2 separate regions of the Mus musculus genome follow, and region 2 is linked to region 1. The links are chromatin contacts, found by Hi-C or POLR2A ChIA-PET in ENCODE. All regions are on one chromosome and are shown on one strand. The core of a region is the stretch at or near the end of the contact, and the rest is flanking DNA. Distances in the headings are between cores, read along the strand shown.

Evidence for each region. A loop is a pair of places that touch in the nucleus more often than their neighbours do. ChIA-PET counts read pairs that join two places held with the same protein, here RNA polymerase II (POLR2A).
Region 2: a map of heart shows a loop between it and region 1 (2.6-fold over the local background). The contact joins the promoter of Adrm1 here to the promoter of Taf4 in region 1. A Hi-C loop is called at or near these places in 1 of 37 maps with a recorded cell type or tissue (heart). POLR2A ChIA-PET finds 5 or more read pairs at or near these places in 1 of 5 experiments (embryonic stem cell).

Annotation. Positions count from the first base shown.
Region 1 is chr2:179,972,333-179,978,582 of GRCm38, reverse strand. Taf4 (TATA-box binding protein associated factor 4) reads left to right here and starts at 1,937. Exons shown (of 15, transcript NM_001081092.1): 1 at 1,937-3,170. The coding sequence starts at 1,937. 4921531C22Rik (RIKEN cDNA 4921531C22 gene) reads right to left here and starts at 1,730. Exons shown (of 2, transcript NR_033782.1): 1 at 1,391-1,730; 2 at 1-1,134.
Region 2 is chr2:180,169,254-180,175,198 of GRCm38, reverse strand. It overlaps Adrm1 (adhesion regulating molecule 1), which reads right to left and starts at 3,611. Exons shown (of 10, transcript NM_019822.3): 1 at 3,511-3,611; 2 at 2,952-3,165; 3 at 2,227-2,343; 4 at 1,166-1,289; 5 at 804-890; 6 at 253-334; 7 at 1-39. The coding sequence starts at 3,164. It overlaps Gm29886 (a long non-coding RNA gene), which reads left to right and starts at 3,949. Exons shown (of 4, transcript XR_867152.3): 1 at 3,949-4,033; 2 at 4,416-4,691.

The DNA.
Region 1 (6,250 bases), core at 688-3,187:
TGCAGCAAGGAATGAAGGGACTGGTGGGCACAGACCCTAAACCCTGCACCTGTAACTTAAGTCTTGGTGGCTCAGGGGCTGTGTCATTAGCAGATGCTTAAGAATGGAAGGAGGCTGTGTACCGTGGTACCAAGAGGCCTGTGAGCTCCAGAGCCTGGGCTTTGCTATGGCTCTCATTGTTGTGCTCCCTGTCACCTAATGGCTTCGGGGTACAGGCTACTGTACACCTAACTGGTGGGTCCCATTAACCGGCATCAAGAGGATTAGCAAGAACCTTCTGATCCTTTGGTCCACTTTAAAATCTTCAAACCATTATCAAGAGTAAAGAATTCTGTGACTTGTGGCTGGGGGCTGTGACTAAGTAGTGTCCCACTCACTCAGGATGATGCTCTTGGCCCTGAACGTGTTCTCCTGTGTCAAAAGAAGACTCGTGGGTTTTATTTACAACTGTGAATTTCTGTTCCTTCTAGTGTGTGTCAAGCCTATACTGGCTTCTAGCACCCAACCTGCTTCCTCATTGTCTCTTTCTTTTTACTGGCTTTCCAAATCTGGAGGCTGATGTTCAAGAACAAAATTTCTGTTATTTAAGGATTCCCAAGCACACTTTGCAAGTGAGGGCACTGTGGGGTTTGTTTGTTTGTTTTGTTTTTTGGCTTCAAGGCGCACAGTTCCTTAGGTAGACTATTGCTTAGAGGACAGCTGGGGTAGGGTGGGGTTTGTATAGTAGTTATATAACTCATTTAGTTTAAAAGGCTGGGACAGGATCAGCACACAGGCTGAGAGTTTATACTCTGCTTTTGAGAGAATAGTTCTCACCTCACCTTTTTGATACAGGGCCCCACAAGACCCCCAGGCTGGCCTCCAACTAAATGCATAACAAAGGTTGAACTCCTTTTCCTCCTGCCTTCATCTTCCGAGTGCATGGAGGGTGTGTGTGGGTAGTAAAAGCTGGTGGGAAGAGTCTCTTTCAAGGCACGAAAGGAAAAAAAAAAAATTACAGTGTCAAATTCCTCATTCCCCAGTGCTGGATCTGTGCAGACCGTGGCAAGTCTCTTCAGAGGTGACGATGATTCTAGGAAGGTCAGTTGCGTTGAGGTCCCCAACAAGCTTTGCCATCTGGAATTTGTTTTCGGCCTTTTCAAAAAAAAAAAAAAAAAAAAGGAAAGACGAAATCCATAGCGATGTCCAATAAGACGGCCTTTTGGTTAAGAAAACACCCAGAAAGAAAGGGGAGAAATGGTAACGAAAATGTTCCTACAAAGTGCCAGCAAGCATCAGTTTAGAGGATTTACAACCAACCCCCCCCTCCCCCACGAGAAAAGTAAATAAAGAACAAATCAGCTTCCGGATGTCCAGCTTCGTCCGGGGTGTGCACGGCCCTCGTACTAACCGCTGTAAGTCAGGGGAGCTGACCCGTCGTGTCCGCGGCGTCCTCTGCGCACCTCTCCGCCCCGAAAGCGCCTTCGTGCCAGGACTCCTGCTCCTCTCTGACCGCCGGGGCCCCGGGAGCGCCCGCGCAGCTGTCACCGCCCGCCCTGGCCGCAGCCATTTTGGAAGGGTGCAGACAAAGGGCGAACCCCGCAGCCGGCTGCCGCGACCCACCCGGCGCCTAGAGCCGCCGCTCTCCCGGCCCCGCTGCCATTCCCACCAGCGCTCCAACAGCCGACCAGCACCCAGCGCCTAGCCTGCTCCCCGGCCTCTGGCGCTCGCAGCCATTGGCCGCGTCTTTTAAGAGCCCGCCGCAGCCAATCGGAGGCCACAGGGGCGCGGGCGTGGGCGGTGCGTGTCGGCGCGCCTGCGCAGTGGGCCGCCCCTCCCCCCTCCCTGCGCGCCGCGCCCCCGCCCGCCCCGCGCACCGCCCCCCGCCCCGCTGGAACCTCCTCCTGCCCAGGCGCGCTCGGCCGAGCGGCGGCGGCGGCGGCGGCGAGGAGGAAAGATGGCGGCGGGCTCGGATCTGCTGGACGAGGTCTTCTTCAACAGCGAGGTGGACGAGAAAGTGGTGAGCGATCTGGTGGGCTCGCTCGAGTCGCAGCTGGCGGCCAGCGCGGCCCACCACCACCACCTCGCGCCGCGCACGCCCGAGCTGCGGGCCGCGGCCGCCGGCGCGCTCGGGAACCATGTTGTGAGCGGCAGCCCGGCCGGAGCCGCGGGCGCAGGGCCGGCCGCCTCCGCCGAGGGCGCGCCCGCAGCGGCGCCGGAGCCGCCCCCCGCAGGTAGAGCGCGGCCGGCGGGTGGGGGCCCGCGGCGCCCGGGCTCCAGCTCACCGCGCCGCTTGCTTGTCCCCGCAGGGCCCGCGCCGGCGCCCGCCAAGCTGAGGCCGCTGCCCGAGGCCAGCGCGGGGCCCTGCCCCGCCGCCGCTGCCGCTGCCGCCGCCACCGCCGCCGCCGTCGCGGGGCCGGATCCCGCCGCCGCCGCCCCACCCGCCGGCCCCGGCGCCTCCAAGCCCGGCCCGCCTGGCCCGCCCGGCCCCGGCGCCGCGCAAACTTTGAATGGGAGCGCCGCGCCGCCCACCGCGCCGCACGCCGCACCTGCTGTCAGCCCGGTCAACAACGGGCCCGCGCCGCCGCCCGCCGCCGGCTCTGTCATCCAGGCGGCCCCCGCGCCCGCCGCGCCCTCGCCGCCCGCCGCGCCCGCGCCCGCCGCGCCCCCGCCGCCCGCGCCCCCAGCGCCTGTCGCGCCAGCCCGGCCGCCCGGGCACCCCGCCGCGCCCGCGCCCCCCGTGTCACCCGCTGCCGCTGCCGCCGCCGCCGCCGCTGCCGCCGCCGCGCAGAACGGGGCCGCTCCTGCCCCCGCCGCGGCCTCCGGGGGCGCCGCGGGGTTGGGCCAGCCGGGCGCGGGCGCGCAGGGGGCCAAGGCCGAGGCGCCCAAGCCCGGACCGGGGCCCGGGCCGGGGCCGGCGGCGGCGGCGGCGGCGGCGGGGGTCGCGGGCGGGGGCGCGGCGGGCAGTGTGCTGCTCGGGCCCGCCATGCCGGGCGCGCTGCCGGGGCCTGCGCCCGGGACCCCCGCGGGGCTGGCGAAGGGTGCGGCCGCGGCGACCCCCAGCCTGCCTCGGACGCCGGCGGCCACCACCGGCGCTATCCGGGCCACGCTGACGCCCACCGTGCTGGCCCCGCGCCTGCCGCAGCCGCCGCAGAACCCGACCAACATCCAGAACTTCCAGCTGCCCCCAGGTGAGTGGCAGCGCGCGGCGGGAGGCCGAGGGCGGGTGCACCAGGCTGCCCTGGCGTTCCAGGAAGTTCTGGGCTGCATTCTGGGACCGTGCCCTAGTCGGGTGGCCCGAGAGGCCGAGGGGCGGCCCCTGCCCAGGTGACCTGCCAGTTTTGAGGGCGTCCCAGTCCTGGAGCTCCCAGATCCCTCGGGGAACTCTGCTGTCCCATTCGGATGCTCTGGGCTACCACCGTATAGCCGAGGGGCCCTTCTCTCTCCTTCCTCAGGTGAGGTCAAGAGAGGGCGAACCGACTACTCACGGGCATGCTAATGAAGTCTGTGGAAGGCGGCATGGGCTTTCCTGTTGCCAGGGAAGCCGGTTGGGGACTCCATGCTGGGAGCAGGCGTTTAGTGGTCATCAGTGCCTGAAAGTGGACCCTGGGTGTTTTTTGTTGTTGCCATCCCTGGAGGTCAGTAGGACACTTAGTGCGTAGGGGTCTGCGGATGCAGGAGATCATGGTGATGTGGATTCTGGGACACAGGAGCTGTCTCGGCTCTTGCAGATTCCACACATGTTCTGACTCTGTTGTCCTCGAATTCCTAAGGGTCCCTTGGGTTTGTCGAGTGGCTCCTTTCCTCGCTTGTAGCCTGCTTTTGTTTGAGAGTCCTCTGCAGGAGTGTTCCCACAGAACCCTGGGCCGGAGCAAGCCCTGTGCGCTCCTCCGGTATTACACGGTGACATGTGCAAGCAGTAGTAGCAGCGCCGCCCGCCCGCCCGCCCGCCGCGGTGGCAGTAGTAGAGAATTAGAAAACATGCTGCTACTGTGTCCTCTCCTGTTTTCTTAAAAGTGGTTTGGGTCACGTTGAAAGACCTACAGCATCTTTAGAATTGGGTTTTGCTGTGGAAGTCAATGAGGATTGGGAAGGCTCATCAAAGGTCCAGAGATACCTGCCCTATCTATGGGGATATAGGACCCAGAAGTGTTTGAGAGGTTGCAGGGGCTGCCATGCTCTGAGGAGGCGCTGGGTGTGACATAAGGCCTAGGAACTGCAGATGTCTCTTGCCACACATCTGGGGTTTGCTGAGAAGTGAGCAGGGTGTGTGTGTGTGTGTGGGGTGGCTGTGTGTGTGTGTGTTTTGTGTGTGAAATTGAAATGCCTTGTTCATTATCTTCATTCTGACCTCTGGGTGGAAAGTATGGCTGATATTTATAGTTTAAGATGCATTTTGTGCTTGTAGTCTGCTGTTCGAAATGCCACAGTACTTTAACACGGACTTCCCCAATGCAAGTATGTGCCCACATTGTCCTTTTATCAGGAAAGCTGGCTTAGTCAGGTGCCCATGGCATCCTTCCATAGCAATCCTGGCTTACCCTGGCTCCTTTGCTTTTGAGTGCTGCACAAGTGAAGTCCGTCTCCCTGGGAGAAGGACGATGTCATTTGAAAAGGGCATTGGCTGCTGTCTGCACCACTGCTGCCTCCTTTTCCAGGTCAGGTTCAGAGTTGGCGTGTAGAGCAGAAGATAACTCCTTGGGGGAAATGTAAACATGTTCATTATTTGCACGTCTCTGCGTCTGCGTCTGCATCAGCCCCCATGCTTGTGCTGGAGAGTAGGGCAGAGTCTGGTGTGTAGCAGACACCCAGAGCTCTGCTTCAAAGTCCCACATGCTTTCTAAAAAAGAGAAAACTCACACCCATCCTCTGTACCCCTGGCTTCTGTTGCTGTTTTGATAAGGAGTGCTGATTGATTACCTTACTTTAAAAACACCCAAAGCTAAGCTAATGTTTGGTGCTTAAAACCATTACCACCAGTGCTAGAAAACCGACATCTTTTTAAACAAGACGGGGAGGCGTAGTCAGAGGATGCAAGCATCCTAGTTTTGTCCTGTAACTGCGTAGGCAGAACTTTTTCTAACTGATGTTCCTCCTTCATTGATAGCTTTTATAATAAAATATACTCAGGAAAGATGAAAATAGGTTCTAATAAAACGTTGTTTAGCCAATAGCAGCCTTTGCACGGTAAAGTGGAGAGAGAGGGGGAGGCAGGTTTCAAGGCTACACATAGGTGTCAAGTGGAATAGCATACCATTGGCAGTTGAGAGGAGTGTGAAAAGGGCTGAGTCCCTCCCAGTGCCCTCATGAGAGAGGTCATGCTGGGGGAGGGGAGGGACACAGGCTTCACCCTGAGGTCTGTGAGATCAAGTTTAATCTTCAGCATTCACCAGGAACTTCTAATAAGTACCTTGAACTTGTTTTTTAATTTCTTTTATTTTTTTAAGCAACCGGAGCCCCGATCTTCCCTGTCAGGACAAGTTTCTAAAGGGACTGGGATGTTACTGTGGTTGTGACTTGCTGGTGGTTTGCTGGTGCCAAAGTCTAAGTTTGATCCACAATGAGAGCTTTAGATAGTTCTCAGATTGCTGGATGGCAGGTGCACATGTCAGGAGGAGATAGAGGCATGTCACAGTGTGACTATAGTTGTCAAAAGGGCAGGTGAGAGAACCTCAGAGTTAGTGTGTGCTCTGGTGACTTTGAGAGTTCTGGGTGAGGATGCTGTCCTGCAGGCTGTTTTTCTAACTTGGCAAATTAGCATTTTCTTTTACGTGTGCTCATTCTACCTTGGTATTGAATTTACTCTCATGTTGCTCTAGAACTTGGCTAAATCATAGGTTCTCTGTGTAGGAGCAAACATTCCTTCTGTTGGCTTGGATGCTGTGGCTCTGGAGTGACACAGGTGTCAGGTGCTGGTTCCCACACGTGGATGTGGATTAGTGGCTCACCACATTTGGGTCTGCCTGAGTTGTTGGGCAGATAGATTCTCAGGCAGCTCAGGGTGGAGTTCTGGAGGGGTTATGGGCTGGGGTTCTGAAGGCCAACTTTGGCAGCAGCAACCAAGAGGAACATTCTTGGAACTTTAGCTTTTCTTACTCGAGGTCACAGTTGCTGTTTGCTTATGGAGCCTCAGTTTGTCTGACTGTAAAGTTTGTCTCTGCTGAGTGAATAGGAAGTTGTCCATTGCCCCACAGGATGAGACATGGATGGGCACAGCTGCACTTTAGTCCTAGTTCCCTGATCCTTTCCCTGCTTGAAGGATGGTAACAGT
Region 2 (5,945 bases), core at 2,362-4,861, 190 kb before region 1:
GAGGAGGATGGGGTGACGGCTGCCGACTGGCTCCGGGAGCTGGGGAAAGTGAGCAAGGGCTGGAGCAGCTAGGCCCACCATGCTTCAGGGCTACTTACTCCTCAGGTCTGCAGGCCCACCTCCCCAGGCAACAAGTTGAGGTAACGGGGACCCTCTACCCTATCTCCTGAGTGAGTTCAGAAAAGGAGAAGGTGCTGGCTGGTGCTAGGTAGTGCCTGGTATTCATGTCAGGCATTGGGGGATGGAGCTCACCTGGATGAAGAGCTGCTGGCTGGAGGTCCACTGCTCCCCAGCAAGCTGGCCAGGCCTGGCCCAGTGAGGGCCCCAAGTCCACCTACAGAAATAAAGAAATGTGTGCTAGATACACCCTCCAGCCCACTTGAGAAGACACTAACCCATGTCCACCAGTAAGAGAAGCTACATATTCCAATACCAACACCAAGGGATGAACAGGGAGGGTTAGGTAGCCACAAGAGGCTGTAGTGACCACGCCATACTAGTCTGCATTCTAAAAGCTATTCTACTGAGTTAGGTCATTTCCACCCCACCCACACTCATACTCACGAACAGGCCAATCTCAGCCAGAACAGTGCCTTCTAAGTAACTGTACCACTTGTGCTGTACCCCAGGTAAACTCCATATACACATGCTAGACCAGGCCCTCTCCACCCACCCAGCAGACAAGCACCTTCCAAAGGAGCGGCACAGGGAACACACAGACATGGCTGAGAGAAAACCCCGGGTCTGCAAGCAAGCACTGAAAGGGCACCTATGGGAGGGAGCCAGGGACAGCGGGGCATTACCCAGTCCTCCCAGGCCGGCTGGTCCGATGAGCTGCATAAGCTGGCTGTGACTCATGTTCCCCAACAGGCTCTGCAGGCCACCCTCACCTGGTAAACACAGGAATCAGACATGGGCCTGCTGTGGTGGCCTTGGCCAGGACCTAGACCCTTGTGAGCACTGCACTCTATGGCAGATGCTTGGCCTTGGCCCTACCCAAGAACCACTGAGGGAGTAACAGCCTCTGGAAGGAGGCAGCAGGGAGCAGGTGAGCTCTGTGTAGATGGGAGGAAAGAAAGAACCAGAACTTATCAAGCAGGCTCTGCCTCACAGTGTCCCCAGTCACTGAAGGACAATGCCCCACGCAGGTCTAGGTGATAATTACCGCCCAGTGCTGAAAGCTCATGGCCACTACTCCCACTTGCTCCCAGTGACCCAGGCATGGGGGGGTTGTTCAGACACTCGTTGACTTTCCGGCAGTGCTCCTCATCTTGGTCAGTCTTGGGCTCCTGCCAGAGAGCATATGCAAAGAGCCAAAGCTGAGCAGTCTGCACAAGGAGCGGCTCCCTGCACCCATGTGGCCAGCTAGCCTCAATCAGCGCGCGCACACAGTGACTGGAGAGGCAGCACTACAAATGTGACAGCACAGCTCAATAGGACAGCAATGGCAACAGTGAGAAGGCCCCAGAGCCAATGATCACAATGCAAGACTGCAGTGCCTTCACTGTATGGCTCCTGGTGAGCCGTGCAGGGAACGAACTGATCCCCACCACCAGGCAAAGGGGCCACACCCCTTGTCCTCTCTGTGTTCTAGATCCTTGTGCTCAGGTGACCAGAACCCAGGCTGAGAGGAAGCCCCTCCCCTCCTGGTACTTTGCAGACAAATAGCTGCTTGTTGCCCCCTTTCACAGGATGACAATGGTAATGGCTGTGTACCCCACCCTTGAACATACCCCAAGTCTAGCCCTGACTCCAGACTGGACCCACATACCCAAGAGAGAGCCCATGTCCCATACCACAGCAGAACCACATTAACAGTATAAGAAACACAAATATGCCAATGGTCTCCAACAGGTGGCAGACTGTGGAGACTGCATTTGAGGGACACTGCAGATGTGGGTGAGATGCAGGAGCCATGACACTGAAGGGCCTCGCAACACACAGCACAGAAGAGCTTAAGTGGGGGACGTTCAACTGCTGAGAGAACAGAGGGCGTCACCTCTGGGAGCTAAAATTCGTGGCCATGGAGTAATGGAAGACCTGAGGCCCTGGAGCTGTGTGCCTACAGATAAGTCCACGAGCGGGGCTCCGGTGCCTAACCACCAGCTAGCCACCGTGGTAGGAACGCAGCCAGACCAGGCCCTCCAGGTCAGCACCTTCTAATGTGGGGAAAGTAACCCCAAGTGAATCACAAGGAAAGACAGAGTAGACCACTCTCCTGCTTACCTGCATCCAGAAGAAGAGCCGCTTGGACCCTGCCTTAAACTTGAGCACGTAGACCCTCCCACTGGGGCACTGAGGTACCCGCTTGAACTCACAGTCATCAGGAAAGATAATCAAGTCCTGGCGACACAAGGAGGACAGTCAGACGACAGATAGACAGAGGCACACAAGTGTGTACCACCAAGGCTTAGGTCCCTGAATATTTGCTGGACCCCAATAACAGGGTGGAGTCAAGAAGTCTCAGACCCCAGTGAAGACAAACAGAAGAGGGCCCAGACTGGAGGAATAGAAAAAGTGCTCTCTGAGGACCAGACGACTTAACAGAAACATTCTGGAACTGTGTTCCAAGAAGTAAAAGGTCAACCAACTCTGGCTAGCTGCTCCTAAGTGTAACAAAGAACAATGTACTTTGGGAGACAAAGAGCCCCAAGGAAAGCAGCCTCTTCAGAGCGCTAAACTACCCGAGGCTGTGGTGAGGGTCATATCTGCACACTCCTCCACAAGACTGGAAGTTTAAGGCCAGGGCTGAGGCCACCAGCCCACCCTATCACCCTGTCAGCAGGCTGTCTCTGCTAAAACCTTAAGAACCATGGTCACCACGGGGTGCATGGCTTCACAGAGTGACTGGAGCACTCTGCCAACCTTGGGACCCCTACACTAATCTATGGAAGATGAAGCCATATTCCCTGCTCTTGCCCCGCTGGCCTGTTCTGGCTACAGGCACTCACATCCTCCACGGTCCCAGAGGTCCTGTCTTTCCAACAGAAGTGAATAAGGGAGTCGTCCGTCTGCTGGATGTACACGAGACCTTTCCGTTTATCTGGGGTGACCGTAGTTCCTTTTAATGACATTTTTCCTGCCCGGAACTCCACCAAATATTTGGTAGAAGACCCCCGAGAGCCGGGCACCAGGCTTGGGAACAGAGCGCCTGAAGTCGTCATCCTGAAAAAACAGAGCGAGGCCCGTCGTTCCGCGTCGCGTGCTCAATGTCCCACCCATACGCCGGTCGGCCCGCGACTGCCCGGGAGCGGGAGCGCGCCAGGCTGCGCAAGGCCAGGGCTGTGCGCAGGGCCGAGCGCAGCCCCGCGGAGCCCCTGCTCCCGCGACGTCACTGCCCGCCCGTGCGGAGGGAGCCTCGCTGCGTCCGGCCCCGGCGCGTCTGGGGCACCGGCGGCCGGCCCGGACTGACTCGGCCCCCCGGCTGCTGCCGCGTCCCGTCCTCCCGCCGCTCGACCCAGCCTGGAGCCGCGTGCGCCTAAGCCGCCGCTGCCGCCACCGGGCCCCTACCTGGCGGTGCTCACACTCGGCCTAGGGGCACCGTCCGGGCTCGCTCTTCCTCCTCGGCGCCTGCCGGGCCTCGCCGGAAGCCCGTGCTTGGCCCGCCCCGCCGCCGCTCTCGCCGCGGATTGAGTTCCGTCAGCCGCGCGGCCGGCCCCGACCAGGTCCCGATTGGCCCTGGTCACCGTCCATCGCATCCGGCCCGCCTCCGCGCCGGCGGCCTGTTTCCGGCGGAAGCGCGGGCCAGAGCGGCCCCTATTGTTGCTGTGTCATAGGGGAGCGGCGGTGGCCCCTGGCGGCAGCGCTGGGAACAGCGCCCCGGCCTCCACGACTCGCAGAAAGGGCCCCCGCGGGGCGGCGCTGCAGAGGTCGAGACCAGGGTGATGGGCACCGGACCGTACACCAACGTGCTCGTGGGGTTGAGCTGTGACACGTACCCTGGGACGGATGTCCGCTGTTACCCATCTAGTTCTGAATGGACCTGTCTCTCTCCACACCGCAGGGAGACAGCCTGTCTGATTTGCATTATTGGGTGAGCGAGGTGTCAGGGCCCAAGACATAAAATAGTCACATGGTTTAAAAGGTAGGAGGTAGTCTCTTGACACGAGAGCGAGGAAAGTGTCAGCTTCATGTCACTTTGTGCTAATTTGACATACATTATAGGAAAGTACAAGCGGCTGCTCAGGATGGGGGAGTGGAGGTGGGGTGGAGAAGGTAGCATGGGGTTGCTCAATGCTGTAAGAACAAGTTCACAGAGCACCGCGGATGGGTGGGGTCTAAGGGCTGCTTGTAGCTAGTCAGGTAGGGTGCCACCACCTTCCTGTAGGGCAGAGGTGCTCGCAGAATGTAAAGCCCAAGAGTCCTCACAGTTTCTTTTACACACCACTTCCATTTCTTTGCTTCCTCTATGACAGCTTTAAGGCCCCAGGCCCACCCTCCAGCCCTCTCCAGGGCCAAGCAGTGCTGAATTCTCTGGCATGCTCCACAAGTTACCATCTGTGTATATGTGAAACGTGTGCGGTCTTTTTCTGAAACAAAGGTGAAAAGTAGTTTTTCTCACTTACTACTGTCTGACGCCGACACCAACGTGTTCCAGGCCAGCCTGAGCTGGAGGGAGTCCCGCCTCTAAGATGCATTTCTGTCGCCACTGTGGCTCACTCGCTTTAGTTCCTGCTTGGAATTCTGATGCAGTAAGTTCTACATGCTTGCGTCTGTCATCTTTTTGTTGGACTCTGTCCTGTGTAGTTTCCTTTTTTTAAAAGTGTGTGTCACCCATGTGGCAGTCTAAGCACAACATTCAGTAACTTGCTTCTTTACACTCTGGGTTCCTGTGATCAGACTTGGGTTACCAGACTTGCCTGGCAAACAATGTTACCTGTTGAGTCATCTCGCTGGCCCAGTTTCCAGCTTTACTACAAAAACCTTTGAATTTCGTTAGGTGTGGTGGCTCATGCCTGATAATCCCAGCCCTGAAAAGGCTGAGGCAGGAGAACTGCCAAGTGTTCAAGACCAATTTAAAAGATTTAATTGGGACTGGGGAAATGCTTCCGTGGTTAAAAGCACTGGCAGCTCTTGCAGAGGCCCCCAGGTCTGATTTCCAGCACCCATATGGCAGCTCACAACTGTCTGGAACCTCAGTTCCATGAGACCGGATGCCCTCTTCTGGCCTGTGTGAGCACCAGGCACACACACACATTGTATAGACATGCATGTAGGCAAAACACACATAAAATGTTTTAAGTCATTCTTTAAAGATTTAATTAATTTGGGAGCAGTTTGGAAAATAGAGCTGTCACTTCACTGTTATGTTCATAAACTGAAAGTTTATCTTTGCTTGTTGTCATGCTGGCTATCCAACCCAGGGCCGAAACATTCCTGGTTAATTGCTTCACCCCCACCTGGGTGTGGTGGTGCACACCTTTAATTCCAGCACTCGGAGGCAGAGGCAGGCGGATCTCTTGAGTTGGAGGCTAGCCTGATCTACAGAGTGAGTTCTAGGACAGCCAGGGCTACACAGAGAAACCCTGTCTCGTAAACTCCCCCCAAAAAAGTGCTTCACCCCCAAGTCACATTTCCAGCTCGATTTTGTAATTGGTTTTCATCTTATGTGTATGGGTGTTTTGCCTGAGTGTACATATGTACATGCTGGGTGCCTGCAAAGTCCAGAAGAGGGCTATCTGGGATCCTTAAGACTGAAGTTATAGACACATGTAAGTCACCATGTGGGTGCTGAGAACCTTAATGGGATGATGCAGCCCGGGCTGTTTAAAGCCCACATAAACAAAACTTCTTTGCAGGTGACAATTCTGTGTGGTGCTAGGCAGCCCTCATCATTTCTGAGAATCTTAGTTTCCAGAAGGCAGTGGTGGAGCCTGGTGTCAGAAGCTGACACTATAGCATGAAGCAGCCAAAGAGAAAAAGAAGAAAATCTAACCTGGTTGTGG